3 separate regions of the Homo sapiens genome follow, and regions 1 and 2 are each linked to region 3. Evidence: chromatin contacts called from ENCODE Hi-C or POLR2A ChIA-PET data. All regions are on one chromosome and are shown on one strand. The core of a region is the stretch at or near the end of the contact, and the rest is flanking DNA. Distances in the headings are between cores, read along the strand shown. Region 1 holds the start of UBTF (upstream binding transcription factor). Region 2 holds the start of GOSR2-DT (GOSR2 divergent transcript). Region 3 holds the start of MAP3K14 (mitogen-activated protein kinase kinase kinase 14).

What was found. A loop is a pair of places that touch in the nucleus more often than their neighbours do. ChIA-PET counts read pairs that join two places held with the same protein, here RNA polymerase II (POLR2A). Pooled maps may share reads with other maps.
Region 1: a loop to region 3 is called in a map of naive thymus-derived CD4-positive, alpha-beta T cell, with 4 times the contacts of the local background. The contact joins the promoter of UBTF here to the promoter of MAP3K14 in region 3. A Hi-C loop is called at or near these places in 1 of 168 maps with a recorded cell type or tissue (naive thymus-derived CD4-positive, alpha-beta T cell), 2 of 37 single-sample maps with no recorded cell type and 11 of 50 pooled maps. POLR2A ChIA-PET finds 5 or more read pairs at or near these places in 2 of 52 experiments (CD4-positive, alpha-beta T cell and H1).
Region 2: a loop to region 3 is called in a map with no recorded cell type, with 9 times the contacts of the local background. The contact joins the promoter of GOSR2-DT here to the promoter of MAP3K14 in region 3. A Hi-C loop is called at or near these places in 1 of 37 single-sample maps with no recorded cell type and 2 of 50 pooled maps. POLR2A ChIA-PET finds 5 or more read pairs at or near these places in 1 of 52 experiments (naive thymus-derived CD4-positive, alpha-beta T cell).

Annotation. Positions count from the first base shown.
Region 1 is chr17:44,217,281-44,221,072 of GRCh38, reverse strand. UBTF (upstream binding transcription factor) reads left to right here and starts at 1,398. Exons shown (of 21, transcript NM_014233.4): 1 at 1,398-1,628; 2 at 2,777-2,901. The coding sequence starts at 2,844. The region is part of intron 1 of ATXN7L3-AS1 (ATXN7L3 antisense RNA 1); the gene reads right to left. RefSeq lists silencers at 1-181, 692-1,381, 1,508-1,672, 1,432-2,451, 2,502-2,671.
Region 2 is chr17:46,921,504-46,925,174 of GRCh38, reverse strand. GOSR2-DT (GOSR2 divergent transcript) reads left to right here and starts at 2,304. Exons shown (of 3, transcript NR_186460.1): 1 at 2,304-2,364. GOSR2 (golgi SNAP receptor complex member 2) reads right to left here and starts at 2,015. Exons shown (of 6, transcript NM_004287.5): 1 at 1,954-2,015. The coding sequence starts at 1,982. It also overlaps a transcript of LRRC37A2 not described here. RefSeq lists an enhancer at 1,315-2,039.
Region 3 is chr17:45,314,751-45,318,526 of GRCh38, reverse strand. MAP3K14 (mitogen-activated protein kinase kinase kinase 14) reads left to right here and starts at 1,507. Exons shown (of 16, transcript NM_003954.5): 1 at 1,507-1,567.

The DNA of each region.
Region 1 (3,792 bases), core at 149-2,648, 1.1 Mb after region 3:
TGGGAGGGAAGGGGTGAGGCTGAGCCGCCCGGAGGAGGCGGAGGGGCCAGGCGAGGCCGGGGTGGCCCGGGAGGCGGCGGCGCCGAGGCGGCTCTGACGGGCAAGCGCTCGGAGCGGCGCTGCGCTGCGCCGAGGCGGGCGGGCGGGCGGGCGGAGCGGGGCGGGCGGAGCGCGGCGCGTGGGGCTCGCCATTAGCCGTCGCTCCGCTTCGCCATCTCGGGCTTTGTCTGGCGACTCGCTGCCCCGGCGTCGGCTGCAGCGGAGCTGCGGCTCGACTGTTCGGCCCGCCGTGCTCCCAGGTGCCCCCGGCCTGCGCTCCCATCCACACGCTCGGTAAGTGAGCCCGGGAGCCGCGGATTTCGGGGGAGAGGGGTTGCTACGAGTGGCGGCGGCGCCGATCTTCATGCGCCCGGGCAGGCCTGGAGAACCATGCCGGGCTGGATTGAACCGGCTCCCACAGCGGCCCCTCCGCCGGAGCCCGTCGTTCCCTTGCCGTTTCCGGGGTGTAAAGAGCAACGGGGATTTTTTTTTTTTAATGCAGAGGTTTTAGTTTTCGGGTTTTTTTTTAAGTTTCGTATGTGCCGTTCGGCAAGGAGAGGACCGCGAGGTAGGCACCGAAGCTGGACGCCGCGATCGGCGTGCGTGCGCCCCAAACCAGCGGCCACGCTCCGGGGGATGAGGGTGGGCGCGGACCGCTCGCTCCGGGAGGCGGGAGAGAGCTGGCCTGGAAGCCCTAGTCTGAGCTGGGAGAACTTGGGGGAGAGCTCCGGAGCAGGGCTGTGGGCGCCCCCCGAGCCTCCCCGGACGCCGGGGGCACCTCCGGGCACCCTCTCCGCGGCCGCACCTCGGCCCTCCCTCGCCGGCGAAGCCTGCTAGTTCCCCCGCGGGTCTGGCGAGGTCGCTCTCGGCGCCCGCCCGCCCGCCTAGGCTCCGAGCCCCGCCGCCATCCGGGCGGCTGCGTGTCTCCCTGCCCCGGCCCCCCCCCCCTTCCCCGGCGGCGGCAGCAGCAGCAGCAGCAGCCGCCGCCGCCGCCAGCACCACCACCACCACCCCCCTCCCCTCCTTCCTTCCCTCCGCCTCGGCCGCCCGGGTCCCCCCAGCTCCCGCCCCTCCTCCCAGCTGCCCCCCGCGGAGCCCGCCCGGGCAGGCTGTGGGAGGGAGCGGAGCCGGCGAGGCGGGCGGGCTGGCGCTCGCTCCCCGGGGGTCGGTGTGCGCTCTACGGGGAAGGACGCGCTCGCTGCCCCGCTTCTCCCGCCCCCCCTCCCGCTCCTCCTCCTCCCTTCTCCCTCCTCCTCCCCGCTCCGGCGGCTGAGGCTGCGGCGGCGGCGGGGGGTGTGCGAGCTGAGGCCGGGGCCGGCGGCGGGCGGGCTGCCTGCAGGCGGAGGGCGCTGTGCTTTGTGCTTTTCGCCGCGAGGAGCAGCAGGCAGCAGCCACAGCCGCCGCCGCCGCCGCCGCCGCCACAGCAGCAGCAGCCGCCGCCCCAGCGCCGCCGCCTCGCCCGGAGGAGGAGCCGCTGCCGCCGCGGGAGGGAGCTGCGGCTGTGCCCGGCCGAGCGGGGGAGGGCGCCGCCACTCAGAGCCAGGGAGGGAGCCGCTGGAGCGGGAAGCCCGGAGGCCGCGCTGCGCCGGGTAACCGAGGCGGCTGAGGACGCGCGCTGGGGTCGGGGCCGGACGGCGGGAGCGAACCGCGGGGTGCGGTGGGCGCCCAGCGGGGACCCGAAGCGACCACCGAGCAGGCGACCGGGCGCGAGCAGACCAGGGCACTTGGGAGGACGCCGAGAGCCGGGGGAGGGGAAGGCAGGAAGCGAGGCCTGAGCCGAGCCCCGGCCGCTGGCGGAGGAGCCCGCGCTTCTCGGAGCCGGCAGGCGCAGTTCTCCCCGGCCGCCGGAGGGGGCGGCGGGGCCGGTGAGCGCTGCGCCCCCGCCTCCCGGCCGCCGTCCTCCCGCCCTCTCCTTGGCTCGGCTCCCCGGAGGCCGGGGCGGGGGCGCCGGCGGGGCTGGGCCGCAGGCTCGGGGGAGGAGGCGGCGGTTCCCGCCGCGGTCGCGCCTCTGTGCCGGGCTCCTCCGTGCGCGTCGGGGTGGCTGGGCGGTGGCGGCGCCTCTGGCCGGGGTGGGTGGCTCGGGGGCGGGGGGCAGGCTAGGCCGCTTCTCTCCGGCTGCTTGCCCGCCTGTGCGGGCGGGGACGGCGAAGGGAGCCCGGGAGGGGGGAGCGGCGGGAATCCGGATCCGGTCCCCGGGGGCGGTGCGGCCGCTCCGCTCCGGGGCTGGCGGCGGCTGCGCTGCGTCCGGGTCCCCGCCGGGTTGCGGAGGCGGGGGGAACCGGCCGGGGGGAGGCGGGAGGAGGAGACTGGGGCGCGTGCCCGCTTCCGTGGCCGCGCGCGCCCTTTACCCGCCCTTCCTCTTCCCCCGCCCTCCAGCCTGGGGCCTCCCCGGGGCGGGCGCTCCGAGGAGGAGGAGATTTTTTCTTTTTTTTTTTTTTTGGCTGGGGTTGGGAAGCGGGGCGGAGGGCGGGCGCTCGCTGCACGCGGGAGCTAGGAGCAGGCCCTCGCGTGGCCAGGGGAGGGCGCGCGCCGCGGAGCCGGGCTGCAGGGGCTGGGGGAGGGGGTCACGAGGAAGAGGAGGGGCGCACTCCCATTCCCATAGACCCCTTAAGTCTAATAAGGTCATGGCTGAGTCTCTCAGAGTGTGGACCTGCCCCCTTCTACTCTGGGCGGTTAGAAAGTCGTTAGTCGTTCACCTCTCAGCCTTCCTGAGTGGGAACTGGTATGTCTTCCAAAGGGTGAGGTGGCTTTGACCCCGGGTTGCCCGGCCAGCACGACCGAGGAGGTGGCTGGACAGCTGGAGGATGAACGGAGAAGCCGACTGCCCCACAGACCTGGAAATGGCCGCCCCCAAAGGCCAAGGTAGGGGCATCCACCCCCGGCCCTCTGAAACTTAAACCCTCTTTCCCTCGTGGCTGCGGGGCTCACTCCCTTCTTCAAGGGCTTTTTCAGTCTGCATACACTGAACTGGGGGAGAAAGTGCCTTGAGTATTTATGAATCAAGCATCTCCCACACTTGGGGTTTGGCTGAATCCAAATTATTTGGCCTGGAGTGGCTCACCTCCCCTCTCTCCCTGTCCCTCACCCTCTGTGTTAGAGGAGGCCTGCCTTCTGGGGTTCCCATTCAGCCTGAAGTGTGTCCCAGCCCAGTGTCCTGGAATGGGAGGAAGGATGAGTGTAGAGGAAGGGTCAGGAAGGGGTTGGGGAAGGCTTCTCAGGCTTTTTAGGAAGACCATGAGGCTTTTGTAGAGGCAGGTGGAGAAAAGGGCTGTTTTGGTGGTTTTAGGCCCCAAGCCATGGGATATATGTACTCAACTAGATCTCTGCCTCATTCAGCAGTGATCCAGTCTAGATGGGGATAGAGAGTAGGATGAAGCTGGACAGCTGGCCATGCTTGTGGGACATTGAGGGGAGAGGGGATTATGGGTCCACGTGGCCCATTCTGCAGAATCTCTGGCCCAGGTTACCAGATGCAAATGAAAATGGAGAGCCCTTTTGACTTCTGGCCTTGGGTGGCTATTCTCCCAGCCCATCCACAGTGGCCTAGAGCTCTCTGGGGCTGCATTTCAGTGGCTGAAAAATAACTGTTCCAGACCTGTTCTTGCTTCCCTGGGTAGTTGGGCTGACAAGACAGCTTGTAATTCTGGGGGTTCTCCCTGGAGCAGGGCCCTGAGAGTTTCTGTGCACCTGCCTACCTTGCCTCAGAGCTGCCCTGTATCCTGCTTCTGCTTCTGTTTCCTTTTTCTTATTTGC
Region 2 (3,671 bases), core at 1,055-3,554, 1.6 Mb before region 3:
TAGCCCACAGAGCCTAAAATATTTACTATCTGGCCCTTAATAGAAAAAACTGGCAAGCTGCTAGAGTCCAAGGGTGCATTGTTGGAGGCCTACAGAGCATCTACACTCCACACACCTTGTTTGGGGTACCATTTAGAATTCCTCTTCTGAGCCATGCAGTTTTCTCTGTGATTAGCTGCACTGAAAACAGGTAGTCTAAGACTCTCTAAATAAAGTTATTCTTGAATATAAAATGGGTCATGGCCTTCTTGGCAACATCCTTTAACTAAATTAACTAGATAAGACCATACATAACAGATTAACTTCAAGGCACTACTATGCCCATTGTGCCCTGCTATTGTGAAAGATAGGCCCTTTCTTAGTAACATGAACATAATTTCGTTTCATTCTTTCTCTAAATTACTCACAGACTAGTTTTAAGTCCCTTCCTATAACGTTTATGTGAGAATAGGGCTCCCCAGTGTAAAAGAAAATTCTGTCATTACAAAGTAGGTTCTGTATTTTCGCCTGTCCAAATGAAACACCTCATCGCCAAAATAAAAGAAACCCATAAACTTAGAAAATGAAAGAGAAAGAGGATCATCACCCTCTTATTCCTCATGCTTCAGGGCATTTCATTTCCAGGCCTTGGGAGTGTGATTTTAAGTGTTTTAATCAACAAAACTACAGCATAAGTTTGAAAGTTCTCAATAGGATAGGTATATACCTCAAAAAATTGAGAAGAGAAACTAAAACAGATACTTCTACACCAGAGTTCATAGCAGTATTATTCTCAACAGCCCAATGGTGGAAACAACTCAAGTGTCCATCAACAGATGAATGGATAACAAAATGTGGTAGACACATAAAACGGAATATTATTCCGTCATAAAACAGAATGAAATTCTGGTAACAGGCTACAATATAGATGAACCCTGAAAACATTAAGTGAAATAAGCCAGATACAAAAGGACAAATTCTGTATGACTCCACTTATATTAAGTATCTAGAATAGGTAAACTCATAGAGAGAAGTAAAACAGAGGTTACTAGGTGTTCTGGAAGGAAGAAATGAAGTGCTACTGATTAACAGGCACACTGGGATGATGAAAAAGTTCTGGAAATGGATCGTAGTGATGTAAGTTGTGAATGTACTCAATGTCACTGAATTGTACACTTAAAAATTGTTAAAACAGTAAATCTTATGTTGTGTATATTTTACAATAAAAAATAAAAATCATAAAATTCCGTCCCTCCAAAACAGGGTAAAAATCATAATTCTGCCCCCCGCCCCCAAAAATAGGGTAAGTATGGCCCCATTAATACTCAACTACGTATCTCAGCAATTCCGAAAGTGCAGGACGATGCGAATAAAGGACACTACCAAGGAATTTAAGTTATGAGAAACTAAATTACAATTTGATTTTCTTAGCGATAACCTGTAACCAGATACGATTAACAAGTAATAATAGTGAATGCTACGTGGACAGCAATTTCTTTGTACCATAAAAATGTGGTCTTTAGTATAAATCGAATAAGAATACAAATACTTTCCCGTACGTGCCCTGACTCTCCAATTAAACAGTACACTCCTACGGCCAGGGGCCGTGTCTCCTACTCCGTGTCTCCTCTCGAGGTCTACCAACCAGGAGCACCGAGTTGACAAGTGCTGGACAAAGTTTTATAACCTGCAGGTGCCAGTTTCCCGTCACCCAGTCTACCCAGCAGGTAGTCACGAACTTGCAGACCCCAGGAGTCATCTGCCCCACGTCTCCAGGCCCCAGCCTGAACCCACTGTCTGTGGCTGACCTGGGAGTCCCGCCAAGGATTAAGCACTTCGGAGGCATCCCCAGCAGTGCCCTGGCGGAAAAACTCGGCCTCTACCCTGGCTGACGTCCGAGGCCTCAGCCCCAGAAGCCAGGCTCACCTGGCCTCGCCTCGTCTAGCCCCTGCCCGCTCCCCGACCGGCCCTCACTTGTGCGTTTGCTGGAACAGGGGATCCATGTCGCCGGCCCCGCAGGCCACGGCTCCGGCTCTGGCTTCCTCGGAACACGTCCTCACAGCCCCCCTTCCGGTTTCCGGCTTCCGGTCGCAGGACCCTCCCTCCCCTGCCGGCCAGGGCTGCCCGCACGCGCGCCTTACTAGCAGTGGTTGCGAGATCGGAGAAGGGGAAGGAGAAATGAGGCCGGCGACGGAAGGATAAGTGTAGTCACAGGCTCGGCTTCACGTGAAGGGCAAGGCGGTGTACATGTTCGCTGAAGGCTAGCCTCAGGATTCAGTCAGGCGTTAGGAAGGACAATCGCGGGATACTAACGAGAGGTCCTCAGAGCAAAGTTGAAGGCGAGCCGCTATCATCTGCTGTTCTCTGCCGCAGAGAGGACTGGAGGTTCTTGCTTGGCTTCACTTTAAACCATTTAATCGGGGGTCTGGAGATTTCGCTCTTCACTGTTTTTCCTGGCGCAAGCTTTTCCTGTTTCGCATTTGTCTACTCACTCTCCCGCCTATCTACCCCCCATTCCTATTTATCCATCCAGTAAACCTACATTGAATGAGTGGTTATTATGTGTCATGTGTAAAGTAGGGAAAACCGGGTTCCTCCTGCCCTCAAAGAGGTTCTGGTCTGGGAAAGGAAATAAGATATGTATACTCTCAAAAGACAAAATTACAAGAAATGTAGTTATAGATTTTTTTTCTTTATTTTATTATTTTTTATTATTATACTTTAAGTTCTAGGGTACATGTGCACAACGTGCAGGGTTGTTACATATGTATACATGTGCCATGTTGGTGTGCTGCACCCATTAACTCGTCATTTACATTAGGTATATCTCCTAATGCTATCCCTTCCCCCTCTCCCCACCCCACAACAGGCCCCGAAGTGTGATGTCCCCCTTCCTGTGTCCAAGTGTTCTCATCGTTCAGTTCCCACCTATGAGTGAGAACATGTAATGTTTGTTTTTTTGTCCTTGCGATAGTTTGCTGAGAATGTTGGTTTCCAGCTTCATCCGTGTCCCTACAAAGGACATGAACTCATCATTTTTTATGGCTGCATAGTATTCCATGGTGTATATATGCCACATTTTCTTAATCCAGTCTGTCATTGTTGGACATTTGGGTTGGTTCCAGGTCTTTGCTATTGTGAATAGTGCTGCAATAAACATACATGTAAATGTGTCTTTATAGCAGCATGATTTATAATCCTTTGGGTATATACCCAGTAATGGGATGGCTGGGTCAAATGGTATTTCTAGTTCTAGATCCCTGAGAAATCTCCACACTGTCTTCCACAATGGTTGAACCAGTTAACAGTCCCACCAACAGTGTAAAAGTGTTCTTATTTCTCCACATCCTCTCCAGCAGCTGTTGTTTCCTGACTTTTTAATGGTCGCCATTCTAACTGGTGTGAGATGGTATCTCATTGTGGTTTTGATTTGCATTTCTCTGATGGCCAGTGATGATGAGCATTTTTTCATGTGTCTGTTGGCTGCATAAATGTCTTCTTTTGAGAAGTGTCTGTTCATATCCTTCGCCCACTTGTTGATGGGGTTGTTTGTTTTTTTCTTGTAAATTTGTTTGAGTTCATTGTAGATTCTGGATATTAGCTCTTTGTCAGATGAGTAGATTGCAAAAATTTTCTCCCATTCTGTAGGTTGCCTGTTCACTCTGATGGTAGTTTCTTTTGCTGTGCAGAAG
Region 3 (3,776 bases), core at 258-2,757:
GCACAGATATCCAGAAAGAAGAGTTCAGCTTCGGACTGTCTGCAAAGTAGTCTCAAGCAGATGGTGGTCTTTGCTCAAACACTTCCAGAGATGGGGTGTTCCTTACTTTTCAAGACAGCCTTGGGTGGGGCCTGCCTATCCCCGGACTAGAGCCACTCACCACACCTACCATGGACCCTTCATGGAAGTGGGATGCCCAGGGTAGGAGTACATCTTTTATTTTGCAATAAAAAAAAAAGTTTGGATTTTTTTTTTAAAGGACTGCCTCACTCTGTTACCCAGGCTGGAGTGCAGTGGCACGATCATGGCTCACTGTAACCTCAGACTCTCAGCCTCCCCTCTAGCTGGGACTGCAAGTGCAAACTACCACGCCTGGCTATTCTTTTATTTTTTTGCAAGGACGAGGTCCTTGCTATATTGCCCAGGATGTTCTCCAACTCCTGGCCTCAAGCGATCCTCCTGCCTTTGCCTCCCAAAAGCGCTGGGATTACAGGAGTGAGCCACCGTGCCTGGCCTGGAATTTATTACAAATAAAATACAAGCTCAGTGTGGAAACACTAGATAATACAGAGGGGCAAAAGTTAGAAAAAGTTTCTATACCTTCCCTACTCCCCACCCCCGACCCCCATTCAGAAAGAAGCACTGTTGACACTTCAATGCATATTCTGAACTCCAGGTCCTTTCTTTGCATACATCAAGCTCTCATCCTCTTGCTGGCTCTGTGGTCTGCAAACCCAGAGAGCAGATGCTTTGCTCAGCGCTCGTACCACGCCACGCACCCACATGCTCTCTTTGTACCTGGGTTTCAACCCACAGGTCGGGCCCCTGTAAGCCCTTGGCTCCCCAAGCTTCTCGAGGGCAGGCACTGTAACCTTCTTTACTCATTCCAGGGATTCTACAGGACCAGGCACACGGTAAGAGCTCAATAAAAACGTCTCTACCCCCACCACCTCCCGCCTCAGCCGCCACCGCTTGGCAGCAGAGAGGAAGCGGAACGCGCGCGACCCACGAGGGAGAGCGCCTCGCTGTCTCCAAGGTAACCGAAGTCAGTGGCAGGGAGTGCCCACGCATGCGCACACTCGCCCTTCCTTCCCGTAACCTCGAGAACGCAGCTGGTAAGACTGCCAGAAGCCGAGGGCGCATGTGTGGTTCCACCAACACCCTAGTCGCCTCCGCCTTCTGTCAGTCCGCCCGCCCAGCGATCTCCCTTCTACAAACATCGTCCGGAAATAGTGCCCATTTCTGGAAACCAGGCCTCGTTAACCAATCGTTGCTAGGGAGCGGGAAGACGGGCTTGCCGGGACGACCGTCTCATTGGTTGGCGTAGGGGAGTGGGCGGGGCCACGGGTCGCGGTGCGGCCAAAGAAAGGAGGCGCGAAGCGAGGCAAAGTTACAGCCTCCGGGGGAGGCGTGGCCCCGGGGGCGGCCGAGAAGGCGAGGGGGCGGAGCCCGGGACCGGGGCGGGGCGACCACGGGCCGGGAGCTCAGCGGTCGGCGGCCGGCGGCGGGAGATCGCGGGCGAGCGGAGCGCAACACTCGCTTGGTTGGGGAGATCGGCGCTTGGCCGGTAGGTGACGGGGCGGGACCCTGGGGCCCGGTGCGAGGCGACCAGGGAGCGGCTGGGATGGATCGCCTCTCAGCCCCGGGCTGGGCTGCGGCCTGGCCCCTCGCCCCGGAGCAGTGGGGTCGGCGGCCAGGCCAGCGCAGTCCGACGTACCCCGTCCAACCCACTCGCAGCGGTCCGCGGGCGCGCCCTCGCACGCGCTGCCGGTGCCGCGCTCGCCCCGGGCCTCCAGGCCGCGCACTCCTGCTGGCCACACGCTGGCTCCGAGCGCGCGCAGGGGCCGCCTGCTTCCCCTTCACTAGTGCCCCGCGCCGCCGCCAGGCCCGCCCGCCTGCTCTGCGCCCCAGTGCCCCCAGGATGGAGCTCGCCTGCCGCGGGGCGGACGTGTCTCCTGCAGGAGTGCGCCCTGGCATCTGCCCTGGCGTGAAACCCTCCCGGCCTTTCATGGGAAGTTCTCAGGTCACACCTCAAGGCGGGGAGCAGGAGCTAAGCCTGTCCTCAGCATGCAGCGGGGCAGTGCTGGCCGCCCGCAGCATCCTCCCTCCGCCCTCGGACCCCAGTCCTCCTCTGTAATTCTTCTGGGCTCTCCAACTCGGGACTTTATCTGTCGGTTCAAATATAACATTCCCATCTTGGAAACCCATCGTGGCCCTGGCATCTTGCAGCCACTGGGCACCAGGCAGAGAGGGGCCACTTGTACGTACGTTTCCCACCTGCCCGGGAGCCTCCTTAGTGCTGGGTAGCTTCAGAAAAAGTGTTTCCTTCCTAGTCGAGGTTAAAAAGTTGCTCTCGGCCCTAAAGGGTGGACTGGAGGTATGAATGAGGGAGAGGATAAGTGGTGAAAAGGTACATACATCAGCAAAGTAAATGGTAAAACTACTTTTGATCGCTGGAGACAATGAACACCAATGACTTAATTAAGGACTTTAAAAGCACATGAAATTAAATGATTAGAGTGAGGTCATGATATAAAATAGGAGTCTGGAGTTTATTCCAAGAAAAATGTTGGAAACCCCTTGACTAGAAACATGGTCTTTCTGAAAGATTAGAAGGAGACAGTATCTTAACATTAGTGATGTGTTTTTTGCTTAGTGTCTTCATACCTGTGAGCTCCGTTTTCCTTCAGATGGCTGTGTGGTAAGACAGATTGTAGTGTCTTGTTTTATGGGCGAGGCACCTGAGGCAGGTGTGTATGAGGGAGTGGGGGTGGTATATATCTTGCCTGATGCCTCATAGCTGGGACTAAGGATGGGTCTTTCCCAGAATCCTAGATCAGGACCACATTATAGAACTGAGATGCAGAAAGGAGGGAGAAGTTTTTGGTGTGGTTTTTATGCTCTTAATGTGAGAGGACACTTAAAAAGTGCTTGCCTTACTTTGGTTGTGTTTGGATTTACTCTTGGTGTTTTTTAAGTGATATCAATCAGTTTCTTTGGAGCGATGCCAGACCTCTGAATTTTTCAGACACCTTTCGGACATCCTTATTTATTTTGAAGGGTGTGGAGAACTTCTCAGAAGATCTCAAAATAAAAGTAATCGTCTCTGACTCTAATTTTAGAGATAAGTACCCAGGTATGTGTACCAGCTCTTTGTGAAATCAGACAGCAAGACGCTGCCAAGCTTCAGGCCATCTTCTGAGTGTTTTCTGATTATAAGAAGCAGTTCTGAAGGGGGTTTTTTGTCATTGGTATTGTCTGTTAAGAGTTTGTGGGAGCGGCACCACAGAGACCCTGCCAAATCAGTCTCCCTCTATTAAACAAAAATGTCTGGTTGGGCTGTTTCGCCTCAACAGATGAAGGTTTGGTTCCTCATTTTGGTTCTCCTGTTGAACACTGACTCCTTTGTGATCTGCCTGGAATATGTGTATATCATTTACTGCTGAGAAGATGGCTTGCGCTGATTGGTTGTCCAGCCCTCGGCAACTGTTGTGATTTTTTTTTTTTTTTTGGTGATTGATAACAGTTCATCCCTGGCTAGGGTCTGGTGAGAGATCTGCGGAGATGTGAAAGAGATGAAAGCTTTATCCAGGGTTGTTTTCTTCGTTGTTGGCACCCTCTGAACAGTGTTGTATCACTTTGGCCTGTGAAGGCACTTTTAACTTCCTATTTTTTTTCCTGTCTCAATGGACAGCACATGGGCTTTCCTAACAAGCCTGCCTGCCTCGATGAAGAGCTGACAGATTCATATTGGTTGGTTTGACAGATGTTCTTTC